3 separate regions of the Homo sapiens genome follow, and all the other regions are linked to region 3. A link is a contact called in ENCODE Hi-C or POLR2A ChIA-PET data. All regions are on one chromosome and are shown on one strand. Each heading gives the region's core, a stretch centred on a gene start or an enhancer-like site at or near the end of the contact. The rest is flanking DNA. Distances are from core to core; before and after follow the strand shown. Region 1 holds the start of SNRPA1-DT (SNRPA1 divergent transcript). Region 2 holds the start of SELENOS (selenoprotein S). Region 3 overlaps CHSY1 (chondroitin sulfate synthase 1).

What was found. Hi-C counts contacts between places; a loop is a spot of excess contacts on that map. ChIA-PET counts read pairs that join two places held with the same protein, here RNA polymerase II (POLR2A). Pooled maps may share reads with other maps.
Region 1: a pooled map shows a loop between it and region 3 (2.8-fold over the local background). The contact joins the promoter of SNRPA1-DT here to the enhancer-like site in region 3. A Hi-C loop is called at or near these places in 2 of 37 single-sample maps with no recorded cell type and 7 of 50 pooled maps. POLR2A ChIA-PET finds 5 or more read pairs at or near these places in 4 of 52 experiments (H1, MCF 10A, activated CD4-positive, alpha-beta T cell and 1 more).
Region 2: a pooled map shows a loop between it and region 3 (3-fold over the local background). The contact joins the promoter of SELENOS here to the enhancer-like site in region 3. A Hi-C loop is called at or near these places in 1 of 37 single-sample maps with no recorded cell type and 8 of 50 pooled maps. POLR2A ChIA-PET finds 5 or more read pairs at or near these places in 5 of 52 experiments (A549, Caco-2, H1 and 2 more).

What each region holds. Positions count from the first base shown.
Region 1 is chr15:101,293,567-101,296,836 of GRCh38, forward strand. It overlaps SNRPA1-DT (SNRPA1 divergent transcript), which reads left to right and starts at 1,782. Exons shown (of 2, transcript NR_186319.1): 1 at 1,782-2,163. SNRPA1 (small nuclear ribonucleoprotein polypeptide A') reads right to left here and starts at 1,682. Exons shown (of 9, transcript NM_003090.4): 1 at 1,531-1,682. The coding sequence starts at 1,612. RefSeq lists enhancers at 636-1,267, 1,831-1,880, 1,941-2,030 and a silencer at 1,411-1,600.
Region 2 is chr15:101,275,866-101,279,416 of GRCh38, forward strand. It overlaps SELENOS (selenoprotein S), which reads right to left and starts at 1,620. Exons shown (of 6, transcript NM_018445.6): 1 at 1,477-1,620; 2 at 676-810. The coding sequence starts at 1,552. RefSeq lists a silencer at 1,496-1,825.
Region 3 is chr15:101,187,313-101,190,611 of GRCh38, forward strand. The region is part of intron 2 of CHSY1 (chondroitin sulfate synthase 1); the gene reads right to left. Among named protein-coding and RNA genes, the nearest start is that of LRRK1-AS1, 37 kb to the left of the region's middle. RefSeq lists an enhancer at 2,176-3,063. Within about 2 kb of position 1,984, at least 12 of the 41 ENCODE cell types and tissues checked have a DNase peak (open chromatin) inside an H3K27ac peak, as active enhancers do.

The DNA.
Region 1 (3,270 bases), core at 532-3,031, 110 kb after region 3:
CAAACATTGTGGACGACAGTTCTCCACTCTTGCATCTCCACAGGCCAGATTCTTAGAACCCATCAGAACAGCCTCAACATATCACGACAGTTCTCCCTCCCCTCCCCCAGCTCCAATTCAGAATTGAAGATCAATGGTTTAAATACAGTAATAAATCTGTGAACACTCAAATGTTAATTTGTCTAATTTGGGCATAATTATTGTGTTAGGCACTATAAGAAAAGAAATATTCCGAAGAAGCAAGGTCTACTAAAAAAAGAACTTACCCAAAGTTAAAGGACACAATTCAGAGCTGTACTACACGTACTGCATCAAAATACGTATTCTCAACACTGCACATGCTCCATAAAGAGAAATGGCAGAGATCATCAAAAGTGGTGAGTTGGGCCGGGCGCAGTGGCTCAAGCCTGTAATCCCAGCACTTCGGGAGACCAAGGCGGGCGGATCACCTGAGGTCGGGAGTTCGAGACCAGCCTGACCAACATGGAGAAACCATGTCTTTACTAAAAATACAAAAAATTAGCCGGGCGTGGTGGCGCATGCCTGTATTCCCAGCTACTCGGGAGGCTTGAGACACAGGAATCACCTGAACCGGGGAGGCGGCGGTTGCAGTGAGCCGAGATCACGCCACTGCGCTCCAGCTGGGGCGGAAAGAGCGAGACTCCATCTCAACACAACACAACACAAAACAGTGGGATTTCCCAAAGGTCGGCAAGAAATCTAAGCAGATCCCGCAGCGATGCTGCTCCGAGGCCATAGGTCCCCATGGGAACAAATCTCAGGCTACGACAGCATGGTCTTATCCTCAGAGAAGTTGCTCTATCACGTCCCTTTTAAAGCCGTCTCCTGAAATGCCAACTAGCTAGCTGCCCTCCCAGTATCTTACCAAGTCTTGCTAAGGTTGAAATAGTACAGGAATCTGAATAATTGCGAGCGCTTCCACAACTTACACACAGCACCCGGCGGTGCAAGCCTGGGTGACACAGTTCAATTTTTAAAACGTCTTCATATAGGGGAAACGCCAGACAATTAAAGCTACTAAGTAGAAAATACTGGAGGAAACAATCGCGGTTGTTCGGGGACTTAGTTTCCTCCCTCACATTAGGAATAATGAACACATATCCTATCTACGCTCAAAATATCATCTGGCGGCAAGTATTAAGAACCAATCCCGCGCCCTGCACTTGCGTTACAACCATTAATGAGCCGCTCTTCCGGGCCCTCAAACAGCCAGCGGCGAAACAGCCAAGCAAGGCCTAACAGGGCCCCACGAGGACGCACCAGGAAGTAATGAAGTCACCCGTGCCTGTCAAGAGGCACGGCGCTAACAGAAGGCTCCCAGGAGCTTAACCGGATGCTCATCTGGCAACAACGGCAAGAATCAGGCCCGGCGTTCCCTGCGCAGCCCGGTCGGAGCCCAGACAACCGGCCCGCGGGCCAAGCTCCGGCCTTCGGTGCACGCGGCAAAGCGCGGAAAATAAGGCGGCTCGGTGCCGCCTGGGGACTGGCCGCCCACGCCCCCGGACTCACCCCGGAGGTCCAGCTCCCGGTCGCGCACCGCGTTGGTGTACTGCGCCGCCTGCTCGATCAGCTCCGCCGTCAGCTTGACCATCCTGCAGCCTCCCGTTCCCCCGCGCTGTGGAAAGCCCGTGGCCTCCCGCCAGCGAGACGTCCCAGCGTGCCCCGCGCCCCGCCGCCAGGCAGCACCAATCGCAGCCGCCGAGTGCGCGCGCAGCTCGACCGCCAGGCCGAAGCAATCGAAGAGCCACGCCTCCGGGGGCGTTCTTGCCGGAAGTCGTGGCGCGCGCACAGGGGATGTGTCTCGTTCTGGGTTGTTTCCTAGGGTGTGTTTCGGAGTCTGGAGGACCCCTGATTCCAGACGTTGGTGTTTAAAAGTTAAGGCGAATGTGGAAACACCCGAGGGGAACTTTCTCATGCATTAGCGCACCTCGAGGTGGGAGGGGAAGCGGTGACTGTCCTCCCTCCACCAGCCGTCGCGGGAACCCGTGGGGTTCAGTGAAGGGTCCAGCAGTTCAGGTGCCCGCCCCGGGCCTGGGCCTTGGCTCCGGGCTACAGTGTGAGATCCCGGGCTAGGTGGCCCGCCTGGGGCAGGTCGCCGGGACAACCCCACCGCCCCGCAAGTCCAGCCCGGCCTCGGGCACGGTAGGGTTTGCGGTTAAGCTTGTGACCTTTAGACTTCTGAATATTCATATGTATGAAATGTGATATACATAAAAGTGTGCATATCAGGAATTTACAGTGATTAATGACCAGAGTGAACACAGCTGCGTAGCCGACACCGGGATCCAAAACACCGCTATTCTGAAAGCCTCCCTCTTTCCCAAAAGGCAACCGCGAACTCAACACTACAAATTCGGTTTGCTTGCTTTTGCTATAAATAGAATCATGCAGTATGCTTTTTTTTTTGGCCTAGTTTCATGGAGTCTATATTATGTCTGGAGTCCATCCAGGTTGCATACAGAGATGGTTTGTTTGCTTTTGCTGCTGAAGAGAATTCCATTGTATATATTATACCATAAATTACTTATTCTGCTGTTGATAGACATCAAAGTTGTTTTCAGTTAGGGCTATTCTGAGTAATGCTACTATGAATTTTCTGGTACGTGGTTCTGATGCACGTTTGCATGAGTTTGTCCTGGAGTGGGACTGCTGGGACATAGGGTATATCTATCATCAATAAGTAATGCCCAACAGTTATGCTAAGAGGCTGAAATAATATACACACTCCAGCGGTGTGTAAGGGTTTTCATGGCTTCCAGCTTCAGCCTTCTTGGCATTTTAACTCTATAACTTCAGCTATTCTGATGGGTGTGTGGTGGTATTGCACTACTGCTTTGCTTTGCTTTTCTCTAATAACTAATGAAGCTGAGAACCTTCTCATGTGTATGGTGCCCATTCTGATAGCTTCCTTGGTTAAGTGTTCTTTCGAGTCCCTGGCTCATTTTTTTTTTTTCCTTATGGAGTTGTCTGCCTTTTTTCTTATTGATTTGTGGAATTTCTTTATATATTAGGGATATGAACACACTCTGTGGCTTGCCTTTTCACTCTTAATGGTGTTGATGATTAGATTTTTTTTTTTTTTTTTTTTTTTTTTTTTTAGACAGGGTCTCACTCTGTCACCTAGGCCGGAGTGCAGTGGTGCCATCAGGACTCACTGCAGCCTTGACCTCTCAGGCTCAAGAGATCCTCCCACCTCAGCCTCCCAAATAGCCGGGACTATAGGCACAGGTCAACAGGCCTGGCTAACTT
Region 2 (3,551 bases), core at 370-2,869, 88 kb after region 3:
CGTCTACTCATAGAGTCTCGCTCTTTGCAACAAGGCTAGACTCCATCTCATAGAAAAAAAAAAAAAAAAGAAAGAAAAGACAGTCTCACTCTGTTGCCCAGGCTGGAGTGCAGTGGCACAATCTCAGCTCACTGCAATCTCCAGCTCCCAGGTTCAAGCGATTTCTCCTGCCTCAGCCACCCTAATAGCTGGGATTACAGGTGCCCGTCACCACGCCCCACTAATATTTGTATTTTTAGTAGAGACAGGGTTTCACCATGTTGGCCAGGCTGTTCTCGAACCCCTGACCTCAAGTCATCCTCCTGCCTCGGCTTCCCAAAGTGCTGGGATTACAGGTGTGAGCCACCGCGCCCCACCGAGAACCATATACTTCCTACTTTTTTTTTTTTTTTTTTTTTAAAGACAAGGTCTCAATCAATTGCCCAGGCTGGAGTGTAGTGTGGCCCGAGCATAGCCCACTGCAGCTTTGACTCCCTGGACTCAAGTGATTATCCCGCCTCAGCCTCCTGAGCAGCTGGGACTACAGGTGCGTGCCGCCACTCCCGGCTATTTTTTTTTTTTTTAAATAGAGACAGGGTCTTCCTGTGTGGCCCCTCTTACTTTTACTAAGAGACTAACTCTTAATATAAAGGAGGTGCAAAACCACCGCTTTCATTTCGGTTATCAGGCACTAACCCACAGCAGCCGCAGCTCGGTCCAGCTGCCTCTGCCTCAAGGCTCTTAGCCGGGCGGAAAGCTTCTGAAAGACCACGTAGAGAAGGATGCAGCTGAAGACGATGTACCAGCCATAGGTGGCCAGCAGGGAGCCCACTGAAAAGAAAAACAGTTTTCAAAAAACTAAAAATGACACTACTAGTTGACCTTTCCATAAGACTCAACAAACACAAAGTGTAACTCCTGCCCTCAAAGCCTTCATGGTCTAGGCTGAGGAAAAAGCCTCCTAAGTAGATCGTTAAAACACGAACTCAAGAAGTGCGACAATTCAGGGATCACTGAGAAGTGAGACTTCCCAACCATCTGGGGAGTCGGGGGCAGTTAGAGTGTGGAGGGCACAGCAACTGGGTTTTGAAGAATGAAGAGCAACTAATCTGAATCAGGAAGGCAAAGGCCTTTCAGAGCCACATAGAAAGGGGTGACAGCGCGGGGAGTCAGGAGTGTGTATGGGGCTGTGTGGGACGGGTCCCAGAGGCAAACGCCAACGGCCGAGTGACCCCAGTAACTACCACAGGAAGGGCTTGGTTCGCAAAAAAGACTTGCGCAAACAAGGGACAGCCGAGCCGCCCAGGGAAGTGCGGCTCCCGAGAAGCCTCCGCGCAAGGTCCGGGCCTGCTGCCCAAGGTCCGCGTAAGCGCCAACGCCCGACCGTTCCCAGGCCTCCCAGGCTCCGGCGCCCGGTGCAGCGGCGGACGACCCACCCATCATGGCTGCGCGTCGCAAAAGTGGCGGCGCGCGCCCGGCTGCCCCGCAACGACTCACCCGTGGTGTGCAGGAAGCGCAGCCCCTCGGTCTCCAGGGCCGGCCGCGCGGACAGAGACTCCTCTTGGCGTTCCATGACCGCCGCCGCCGCCGCCGCCCAGCCCTGCCGCCGCGCCTCCAGCCGGGCGCTTCCGGTGCGCTCCTACGCACACGTGGCGCGCCCGGACGCGGTCGTGGTCCCGGCCAATCGCAGGCCGACCCCGCCCCGTCGCTGGGCCAAACGCAGGGGGGCGTGGCCGAGGGGCGTGGCGGGGGAGAAATCCCGGCTACGCTCGCCGGGGCCGGGACAGCGCGTGTGGGAACGTTCTGTGCTATCTCTTGGCTTGAGTCGGGGGTGGAGGACGGACCTCGTTCACGGATTTCTTACCGAATTTCTACTTTCTTTTTTTTTTCTAATTGGACACTGAAGCCAAGGAAGTCAGTGGTCGCCCGGAAGCAGGATTTGCACCCACATCCTTGCCCGGGGCACATTGGACAACAGGGCTCAGTTGGTTGACGACTCCCAGCATTTGAGGGTTGCAGCCAACGTCCACCCCAAGTGAAGACACGAAATGTGAGCAGCCTCCTGCTCCTGCTGCTGGTGATACCTTTCAGGCCAAGAAAGTCCCCACCGATCCTCAAGGTTCTTTCTCCAAAATCAAAGCCTTTTAGGAAAGAACGATCATAGTAACTGCTCTAACCTGTGTTGAATTATACTGTATCACCACAAGACACGATCACAGAGTTACTTATAATAGTGTCCTGGCTGTGTTCCTCTGCCTGCAACGCCGTCCCGCACCCTCTTCCACCACTCAAACGTCACCACCTTTATGGTGACCATAACCATCCTATTTGAAATGTGACCTTGGGTTTTTCTGGAGCATTTGAAGTGCACATACCTAGCTGTGTTTCAAAAGAAGGGTTGGGAATTGGGAATAGAACTGAAAAAATAATGAATAGGTGACAACATCCGAGTGCTGCGTCACCACTGTCGCCAGGAGCAGTGTGGGGAAGGCAAACCATGACATGAAGCGTGAACGCAATCAGTGTTTCTTCAATGCAGGTTTGCCAAGAAGTTCCTCAAGGGGGACAGCTGCAGGGATTTGAGCACTGACCTCATCAAGCTTTCCCAGCAGTGTGTTCAGAAAGCAATAAAGGGGACCTGGCATTCATGAGCCATAGCAAAGAGAAGCCTGAAAGCTCTTCTTCCCTGTTGGCCACCTTGAAAATGGACTCCTCAGATGAACCGAGGACTCTGGATGTTATCCATAAAGGCTGTGAAGATAGCTTATCGATTTAATGAGGAATTTTAGGAGGGAGAATTTCCTTCTTCATGTTTGCCTTTCCGTTGTAAAAGGTGATGAACCATCACCACTCTTTGCTTTGCTACAGATGATTTCTCACTTGCTCTGGCATCTTGCAGGAACATTTATGTGCTAAATTGAATGACTTCTATGGAATTAGTTGCAATTCTCAGTCCCAGATTAGCTTTAAATCCGCCTTACATCTAAATACTGATAAACTAGACAGGATGAGCAGGGTTGCCTCAACTATTTTGTTAGGCTGTGAAGGACATTAGGTATACCGTACTGGGGTCATAGTTCATGGAAAAAAATGGTTAGGGCCTCACTTTTCTCTCAGGAAACTCATACCAAAACAGTTTCAATCAATGCTTGGGAGCAGTTTTATTTTTATACAGTAACTTAACAGGATGGTTTAACACAAGAGTTCCCCATCTTGACAAGGTGTCAGATGAAGACTTGAGAGCTTCAAGAATGTTGCAGTGGGCCAGGAGTGGTGGCTCTTGCCTGTAATCCTATTGCACTTTAGGAGGCTGAGGCAGGAGGATCACTTGAGGCCAGGAGTTCAAGACCAGCCTGGGCAACACAGCAAGATCCCATCTCTACAAAAAAATTTGGCCAGGCACGGTGGCTCACGCCTGTAATCCCAGCACTTTGGGAGGCCGAGGTGCATGGATCACCTGAGGTCAGGAGTTCAAGACCAGCCTGGCTAACATGGTGAAACCCTGTCTCTACTAAAAATACAAAAATTAGCCAGGTGTGATGGCGGGCGCCTGTAATCCCAGCTACTAGGGA
Region 3 (3,299 bases), core at 734-3,233:
TATTAAAATTACAAAAATTAGCCAGGCATGGTGGCGTGTGCCTGTAGTCCCAGCTACTCGGGAGGGTGAGGTGGGAGAATCGCTTGAACCTGGGAAGCGGAGGGTGCAGTGAGCCCAGATGGCACTACTGCACTCCAGCCTGGGCAACAGAGCAGGACTCCATCTCAAAAAAGAAAACAAACAAACAAACAAACAAACAAAACTCCAGAATATTTTGATAGTACCAAATTCAAAGTTTAAGAGGATTTTATTATAAGGTATTTCAATAATCTATAATTTGGCACATCACCTAGAAGAATATTATAAAACAGAAAGTTAGAAGTACTGCAGAAGAAAACACAACTCAATCTAGACAGGTTAACTTAATACTCACAAGAGTATTCCTTGCTTAAAAAAAACTCAGCAAAGAAACCTTCTTAAGATGCTTATAGTGGCACTGATGACTTCATTTAATTTCCACTGTCCATGAAACAACCCTTAATCTTTGTTATAAAAAGTGCCTCCATATCCTTCAACTCCAGCAAAGCCATCTCCCTTCCTGTGAGATGTTTCAGGGCTCTGCGTCATTCTCCAGTGAATCTGAGAGGGGCTAATACCAAGGTCACGCTATTCCCAGGAACTTCTAGCCCAGCTGGGAATAACCATCAACTACCCATATCTAATCTTTGGTTAACAAATACCTTCCACAGTCTTCATTAGCAAATGTCCTTCTTGTCCGCTGCAAGGAGAGCCAACATTCTCATTAAGTCCTCGTTCTTCCTGTTAACTGTTTACATGACTGTCCTTCAGCACGTACACGGTTCAGCCTCAGCTACAGACCATCACTGCTACAGAGCGACAACTTCCCATTCGGACTTAGGCAGCGTTTCAGTTCATTACAGAGAAGTGGTTTTCTCACCCTTTTGTCCTGAAAAGTGGTTCAAAGAAAGTAAGCGTTGTCTAAATGTCAAGAGACCGTAACTGCTGGTAGCCAGTCACGAGTTTTAAACATTTAAATTACATTCTCATATGCTTCCAGGTAGGCTCCACGGGTAACTTACTGTCCCAAGCAGGACCTTGTGAGATGAAAGAGTGGGTCTGTTAATAATCAGGCCGAGACCACCAGCATAAACGGTGGCGGTCCAGACTCTCAGGACGCATGGTTATCCCACTGTCCCTGCTAGGTCTTTCCTAATTAGTTTTGTGTAGGCTTTGCCAATTTTCATCTAATTAAGTTCAAGGATTACGTTTTGTGTTTTAAAAACTGAAATTGTCATGGAAATTAAGCTGGGACTTTAGTGGTTAAAAAAAAAAAGAGAATTATTATGAATGAGTCCTGAATGGTTACTAATTCTGAAACCTAAACACCTTTTAGAGAAGCCTGACTCATTTCAAAATAATTTTGAGAATTAAGCTTAGCAAAGTAAAACAAAAGCTGTTGCTAGTAATTCAAGGCTTCTGCATAAGACTATAAGTAAAGCGATAAAACTGAAACAATATATTTTGCAACTGAACATTCCATGTCTACATCATCAGCAGAGACTGTGGTAGGAGACCCTTATCTGCAGTCCGAAAACTATCTAAACTCCCATGTCTTCCCTTCACAAACATCTGATCTGGGGCAATCAGTTGAATGCACCAGGCATCGCCTTAACAAAAAAAAAATGAAGTGGCAGACGTGGCAGCATGATGCAGGATGAATACATGCAGAACCATCTTTAAACAGATGAGGTCCTGTGCACACACGGCACTCAATATTTACTGAACGCTCCCGTGAAAGGCGCCGTACCAGGCAGTGAAAGCCCAAATGTCACGTACAGAGAAGAAACAAGCGCGAACACAAGATCGAGCCGGCGAGCGTGGCGGGCGAAAGAGTCCCAGCCCGGGCCTGCCACGAAGCGGCCACCAGGCTTCTCTCCCAAGGTGTTTCTAAACCCGGCCCACCCAGCACCAGGTATGGCCCTCTGGCCTCCACGCCCGTGCTCTCTCAGCACCCTCTCCACTCCAGTCAACACGGACCACACACCAGCGTCACACGTGACCCAACATGTCTCTACGAGAACGTGATATAAGCTCTAGTCTAGGGGACTGCCAAAGCACAAACTAAATCAAAAATAAAATTAAAAACAAACTTACAGGGACAAGGTGGATGTAAGCCAGAAGGGATGGAGCTCGGGGGGACCAGGACGTGCCACACAGGCCCAGTGCAGCCGGGTTTAAAGGGAAGCTAGAAATCCAGCTGTTCTGTGTCAAGTCTAACTGAAGTGCTGGCAACCAGTTCAAGTGAGAGAGAAAGGGAAAGGGACAGAGAAAAGGAAAAGAGAGAAAAAAGAAATACAAGCCAAAGTATATCTGTGGGTCAAATATGACCTACAGATTCACCTCCTTCTAGGATATTTTTCATCTACACCTGACTTTTTGTAGAATCTTATTCGACATAAAGACATTCAACGCCGTGTTAACGTATAGCATTTAATGAAGAAATGTCTTACTTAAAAAACCCAACCACCCCCACCACCGCCTAAAGACTCCAGCGGCGCTGGGACAGTGGAGGCCTGGTGAGTGGGGACAGCACAGTGGCGCTGTGGGCGGGGAGCAAGGGTTCCCGCAGCCCAGCTCCACCACTTGAGTCCTCGGAGGAAGAGCAACTGCTCTAGAAGCCCTGGGGTCCCAACCCAGCTTTGGGTCATGCGTTACACTCAGAACTGTCAGTGTTTCTGTCATTACACAGTGTTGAGTGCGGTGGGGTTAAATGCCACAGGTTTGGACCCTAGGTTTTGAGCACGACCCCTGTGAGGCTGAAGACTCCACGTCTGCCATCTCCAGTTCATATGAAGTCTGAGGGGGGACTCTCACTTCACAGCTACCTCACAAAGGCACCATTCTGAAAGTTTTCTTTCAAAAAAGAGGGTAAGAAAAACACTGGAGAGGGGACTGAGGGAAGAAGAGGGAGTGGGTTTGTTTTTCTGGGGAAGGGTGGGTGGGGAAGGGAAGCTAGTAAAGCTTTAAATTCCATAGTGTCAAATTCCCAGGGAAGCAATATGAACAGTTTTCAGAGCATAGGCAACCAACAAAAGCAATCCCACGGAGAAGTGACAGGCTTTTCAACCCTTGGGGCTGGAACAACTGGACATCCAAATGCAGGAAGATGAAACGAGACACAGACCTTACCCTTCACAGGATCACAGGCCTAAATGCAAAAGGCAAAACTGCAAAACTCCTAAAGAAAACAGAGGAGAAAATCTAGACAACCTTGGGTTTGGTGATGACTTTCTAGACACAACACCAAAGACACACTCCATGTAAGAATTGATAAACTG